Linked DNA regions of Homo sapiens: region 1 is linked to region 2. A link is a contact called in ENCODE Hi-C or POLR2A ChIA-PET data. All regions are on one chromosome and are shown on one strand. The core of a region is the stretch at or near the end of the contact, and the rest is flanking DNA. Distances in the headings are between cores, read along the strand shown.

Evidence for each region. Hi-C counts contacts between places; a loop is a spot of excess contacts on that map. ChIA-PET counts read pairs that join two places held with the same protein, here RNA polymerase II (POLR2A). Pooled maps may share reads with other maps.
Region 1: a map of CD4-positive, alpha-beta T cell shows a loop between it and region 2 (2.8-fold over the local background). The contact joins the promoter of TTLL9 here to the promoter of TPX2 in region 2. A Hi-C loop is called at or near these places in 2 of 168 maps with a recorded cell type or tissue (CD4-positive, alpha-beta T cell and CD8-positive, alpha-beta T cell) and 10 of 50 pooled maps. POLR2A ChIA-PET finds 5 or more read pairs at or near these places in 4 of 52 experiments (B cell, GM12878, OCI-LY7 and 1 more).

The regions. Positions count from the first base shown.
Region 1 is chr20:31,869,174-31,872,117 of GRCh38, forward strand. TTLL9 (tubulin tyrosine ligase like 9) reads left to right here and starts at 1,461. Exons shown (of 15, transcript NM_001008409.5): 1 at 1,461-1,776; 2 at 1,949-2,022. The coding sequence starts at 1,954. DUSP15 (dual specificity phosphatase 15) reads right to left here and starts at 1,354. Exons shown (of 7, transcript NM_080611.5): 1 at 1,144-1,354; 2 at 391-424. The coding sequence starts at 1,164. RefSeq lists silencers at 1,001-1,270, 1,291-1,390.
Region 2 is chr20:31,737,442-31,740,541 of GRCh38, forward strand. It overlaps TPX2 (TPX2 microtubule nucleation factor), which reads left to right and starts at 1,849. Exons shown (of 18, transcript NM_012112.5): 1 at 1,849-2,180. RefSeq lists enhancers at 1,862-1,911, 2,002-2,161.

The sequences.
Region 1 (2,944 bases), core at 211-2,710, 130 kb after region 2:
CAGAAGAGTGCTCAGCAGCTGGTGGACCTTTTGTGCTGAGGAGGAGGCTGAGGCTTAGCGCAGGTGTAGACTTGCTCAGGTCCACAGCCCAGGCCCCGAGCCCTTTGCTCTGGCCCTTTGGTCTGGTGGTAGAACACTGGGGAAGGCTGAATGGCGGGGAGGGATGTCAGTGTCAGGCCCCCATGCTCCCTCCATGTCCCTTCAAGCCTGGGGACACTCGCCTGCATGTGCACCCCTTGTCCTCCATCAGCCTTTTCCCCCTCCCAGCCTGGGGCCGCTTCCCTGCCCCCAACCCCATTCCTGAGATGCATGGGCCAGGGCATGAATGGTGGACACAGGCCTGAGACAGGCAGAGTGCCATGGCCTCGGGACAGAGTGGGCAGTGCTCACCAATGAAGTTTCCGAGGTAGAGTCCAGGAAGTACCTAGAGGAAGGACAGGCAAGGGTCAGTGGGGCAGGGGCTGCACCCCCTTCCACCCCCAGGGCAGCTGGGGGGCCCACAGCCCCTCTCTGTCCCATGAAGGGTATGGACCTCAGGGCTCAGGGAGCACTCTCTTCCCTTTTGTGGGCCCTGAGTCCTCTGTGAGAGGGGTCTGGGGCTCTGGGGAGGGTAGGCTAGGGGGCCAGTTAACCAACCGAGGGAACCAAGGGAGGCCAGCTTGGGTATGAGAGGGGAGAGGAGGAAGGCAGGTCTTAGGAGGAGAGGAGAGGAGAGAGGTAGACTTGCAGGGTGCAGGGATGGAAATTCTGGGGCTGGGGAGGCAGAAAGGCAATGACAGGCAGAGGCGGGACAGGATGGAGAAACAGCCCCGGAGAGAGCCGAGGAGTCAGCGACAAGGGAGAGGGACACATGCAGACGGAGAGCAGGACTCACTGGGAGACAGCCTGGGAGTGACAGCCACAGCAAGACAGCGAGAGACACACAGAGTCACGGAGAGAGGGCGGACACAGCGGGGACAGAGACGCAGGGTCAGAGAGGGGGAGACCCGACAGCCGCGGTCTCGAGTCACAGGGACACGGAGATGCCGCCGCACGGAGACCGGCGAGAACAGAAGGTCAGAGGCGGGCGGACCGAGCTGGTCAGCGCCGGGCCGCGGCGGCCGGGGCGGGGACCGGGGAGGCTGCGCGGGGCCCGCCCCCTACCTTGGTCATGCCATTGCCCATGATCCCGGGGGCGGCGGTCCGGGTGCACCCCCAGCTCGCCGCCCGGGAAGCGATCCGGTCACAGCTGCCCTGACGGCCCAGGCCCGACGCCTGCAGCCTGGCGGGGAACGGGGGGCCTGGCGTCCGCGGCCCTGCCCAGCCCTGCCCAGCCACCGCCACCGCCCGCCGACCCCCGGCCCGGGAGGGAAATGGTGGTGGAGCCGCCGCTGCCACCGCCGCCGCCGCAGGCTCCTCCTACCCCTTCGGTCATGTGGGGCCCCCGCCTCGGGTCGCGGCGGGGGGCCGGACAAAGCCCCAGTGTGCCGGGCCCACGGCCCGCGGGACAACGGCAGTTTGTTGGGGCCGCGTGGGGCCGCCACCTCCGGAGGTGGGGGCGGGGGCCTTACCCCACCCTGGCACCGGCAGGCGCGGGCGGATGGGGGGATGTCGCCTAGAGCCCCCCGGCCGGCCCACAAACTCCCGTCCCCCTTCCGGCTCTGCCTGGACGTCCCTGCGGGCCCCGGGGGAAAGCACCCAACTTCTCCCGCCTCGGCTTCTAGCAGAAACGTGACGGGGCTGGACTTTGATCGCCGAGGGCTCTCTGCTCTTCAGAGTCTGCTTGGAACGGGATAAGTGGGTAATTCCTTCCGATACATCCTCTCCACCCGTGCAGAGACACCCTACCAACCAGCCTTCCTCCTTTCCCATCCATTCTCCCACCCTCCTGTTCACTCATTCACTCGTCCATCTTCCCATCCATTCATCCATCCTCTCACTCCTTCCTTCCATCCATTTCGGCCCCTAGGAGGGATGGTGCCATCCAGGGAAGCTCTGCTGGGACCAGGCACAACTGCCATTAGGTGCCCCAAGAAATTACAGGTGAATGTTGGGAGAGGGGTTTGAGGGAGGGTTCCAGTCTGAAGGAGACTACATCAGGATGTATTAATAGCTAGAGGTCAGGGTCCTGGAAGGGGTCTGGAGACCAAGGTTTGAGGCCCTGTTCACCTCTGACCTGCTAGATGACCCTGGGAAAGTCCCCGTGACCCCCAGCTAACCCTATCTGTGTTTCTGAGGATGTTGAGGTGAGCCCTTCCTGGCTTCTAGGACCAAAGCTGGAGAATGTAAAATAATCAAGACACTTCCTATAGGACTGAAATAGAAGCAGCTGCACCAGCTTTGTTCCTTCAGCCATCACCCCCACCCCTCAATCTATAGTAGTAGGTGACTGGGGATTGTGGATAGAGAGCAGGACAGAGAGAATCCACAGAGCCCTTTGAAATACAGTGATTGGAGAAAAATAAAACTGTTTCTTCCTCCCTCAAGTTCATAGCATACATGGGGCTGCCCGTCTCAGCTCTCATAAAAGCCCAGAGTTCTCATAAATACCAAATTATTCAGTAAATACTTACTGAGCATCTAGTATATGATAGAGACTAGGGACACAGCAGTGGGTAGAGATTGTTCCTACCTTCATTAGCTAATGGTATAGACCAGCATTGTCCAAATGAAATATAATGCCAGCCACATGTGCAGCCACATTTAAAAAGTAGAAACAAGTTAATTGTTGATAATATTTTTATTTAACTCAATATATCCAAAATATCATTTCAACATATAGTCAGTATTTTAAAACTATAAATGAGATATTTTATATCCTTTTTAAATTGTATTAACTATTCAAAATCTGGTGTCTTTTACATTTACAGCACATCTCAATTCAGACAAGTCACATTCCAAATGCTTACTAGCCATATGCAGCTAGTAGCTACATATTAGACATCTCAGATCTAGGAGGGAAGGC
Region 2 (3,100 bases), core at 599-3,098:
TTAAAAAAGAAAACAAAAGGTGTGGTGGCTCACACCTGTAGTCCCAGCACTTGGGAGGGTGAGGCGGGGGCATCACCCGAGGTCAGGTGTTCGAGACTAGCCTGGTCAACATGGTGAAACCCCGTCTCTATCAAAAAATATAAAAATTAGCCGGGTGTGGTGGCGCATTTTTAATCCCGGGTACTTGGGAGGCTGAGGCAGGAGAAACCGGGAGGCGGAGGTTGCAGTGAGCTGAGATCACACCGTTGCACTCCAGCCTGGGCTACAAGAACGAAACTCCGTCTCAAAAAACAAAATGAAACAAAACAACAACAACAAAAAGAAAACAAAACCAAACTCTGGCAGTTTATGTTTTGAAGGAACTAAATTGTCCTGTGGTTTTCCTGTCTGGATTTTGCCGATTGCACCCCCATGGGTGTGAATTAACTGAACCATACTTTAAAAATTACTATAATTTCATGTTAATATGTACAAAATCTGTACATAAATCCCCCAATCTTTTTCAAAATTCAAGATGCCAGTACTTGTACTCTTCCATAGGAACTTTAGAATTAACTTGGCAAATTCCAGAACAGAACCCACTGGGACTTTCATTGGAATTGCCTTGACCTTTTTTTTTTTGTTTTGAGACAGAGTCTCGCTCTGTTGCCCAGGCTGGAGTGCAGTGGTGCAATCTTGGCTCACTGCAACCTCCGCCTCCTGGGTTCAAGTGATTCTCCTGCCTCAACCTCCCAAGTAGCTGTGATTACAGGCACGCGCGAGCACGCCCGGCTAATTTTTGTATTTTTAGTAGAGATGGGGGGGGGTTTCAACATTTTGGCCAGGCTGGTCTCGAACTCATCGCCTCAAGTGATCTGCCTGTCTCGGCCTCCCAAAGTGCTGGGATTACATGCGTGAGCTACCGCACCCAGCCTAGGCTTAATTTTTGAATCTTTAGCTTTTGCTGGTATTATGAAGGGGGTTGTTTTGTTGTTCTTGTTGCTGCTATTTTCTAATTGATTAAAAAAAATTAAGATGGTGGGGGTGGTCTCGTTATGATGTCTACGCTGTTCTGGAACTCTTGGTCTCAAGGGATCCTTCTGCTTTAGCCTCCTGTGGAGCTGGGATTATAGGTGAGCGCCACGAAGCCCGGCCTCTAATTAATTATCGGTGGTGTATAAAAAGAACAGACCTTCTTAATTCGAATCCCATCTTCTCCATTTATTATGTGATTTTGGACATGTTTGTTCAACTTCTCCTAGACTTTGTTTTCTTTTTACGACATGGGGATCATAAAGCCGGGATGCAGTTGGGAATAAAACCGGATAAAGCTCCCAACGAACCGCGGGTTTCATAAGATCAGGGCAGGGACTGGGTAAAAGGTTTCAAAGACTCCTGCACTATTGGGAAGGACGCTACGGGCGAGTCTATGTTGCATGCAGGCGACTCCATGTTAAGACGAAGTGAACTCCCTGAACCTTCAAGGGATAATGCACAACCATAACGAGAATAATTTTTAAAAATAGAGTTTTCTTCCCTGAAAACTTGGAGAGGTCCAGGATGCGCGCCATTCTGTGATCTAGGTTGACTCTCCACCTCTTCAGTTGGTACCACCTTTCCCAAATAGTTTGGAGCAGAGCACTCCGGTCTTTGTAATAACGTACTCCTAAGAGCTGTTCCAGTGGACTCACGCAGGCGCAGGAGACTACACTTCCCAGGAACTCCGGGCCGCGTTGTTCGCTGGTACCTCCTTCTGACTTCCGGTATTGCTGCGGTCTGTAGGGCCAATCGGGAGCCTGGAATTGCTTTCCCGGCGCTCTGATTGGTGCATTCGACTAGGCTGCCTGGGTTCAAAATTTCAACGATACTGAATGAGTCCCGCGGCGGGTTGGCTCGCGCTTCGTTGTCAGATCTGAGGCGAGGCTAGGTGAGCCGTGGGAAGAAAAGAGGGAGCAGCTAGGGCGCGGGTCTCCCTCCTCCCGGAGTTTGGAACGGCTGAAGTTCACCTTCCAGCCCCTAGCGCCGTTCGCGCCGCTAGGCCTGGCTTCTGAGGCGGTTGCGGTGCTCGGTCGCCGCCTAGGCGGGGCAGGGTGCGAGCAGGGGCTTCGGGCCACGCTTCTCTTGGCGACAGGATTTTGCTGTGAAGTCCGTCCGGGAAACGGAGGAAAAAAAGAGTTGCGGGAGGCTGTCGGCTAATAACGGTAACGATAATTATTGTTATTACCATGCTAACAGGTTATAAACATTGACTGAACTAAGCACCCTGCATGCCCGTTCTCATTTAATTTCCTCGCCAAGCCAATGTAGTTGGTGCTATTCTTGGTCCCTCTTGACAGAAACTGAGGAAGGAGGAAGGAGGAGGAAACTGAGGCCCAGAATCTAGATAAATTTCGAGAAATGGGTGATACAGTAGCCATGCCCTCAGGAAGTGTGGCGTTTGATGGAGGAAAACAGAGGTAGTCACAAATAAGTACATTTCAAAACTGTTGTCTAAAACAGGAAGATAATTAGATGGTGTGAGAACATAATTGAGGGAGAGTTTAAGTCCACTTGGAGTTGTCTTCTATTTGGGATTTAAAATTCATTATATGTTATCCATATTTGTCCAGCTCTCTTTTTGTATGGAATCACCAGATATTATTCCCTTTCTCATTTCCTTTCTCAACATTTATAGATTGGAGGGGGGAAGGAAAACCAAACCAGGTTATAATGTAGAATTGGTTTACCCCCTATTTTCTTGACATATAACGTCTGGTTTTCCACATATAATTTTCTAGTAGTTCAGTAACATGGACTCCCCCCAAATCAGGCCTACTTAGGATAGAAGAGGATTTTTGACTCCTGGATTTTGCTTTAAGACCAGCTCTTGGTTTACTTCCTGCTTCACCCTTACCTTTTCTTGACATCCTGTGGCCTCTCTTTGAATTTCTCTCACTCATCAAATGTTGTCAAAAATAGGACTACTTGCTGCTGTAGTAAGGATATTCTTGTATTGTGGCCTTAGTGTATTACATCACCCCCACGTCAGACTTGAGTCCCCCTGGTTGGTTTGGGTGAGTCAGTTCAGTATTAAGCTGGCATTCTTGGATCAAAATTATGTGGCTGTCAGCTAACTCAGCCA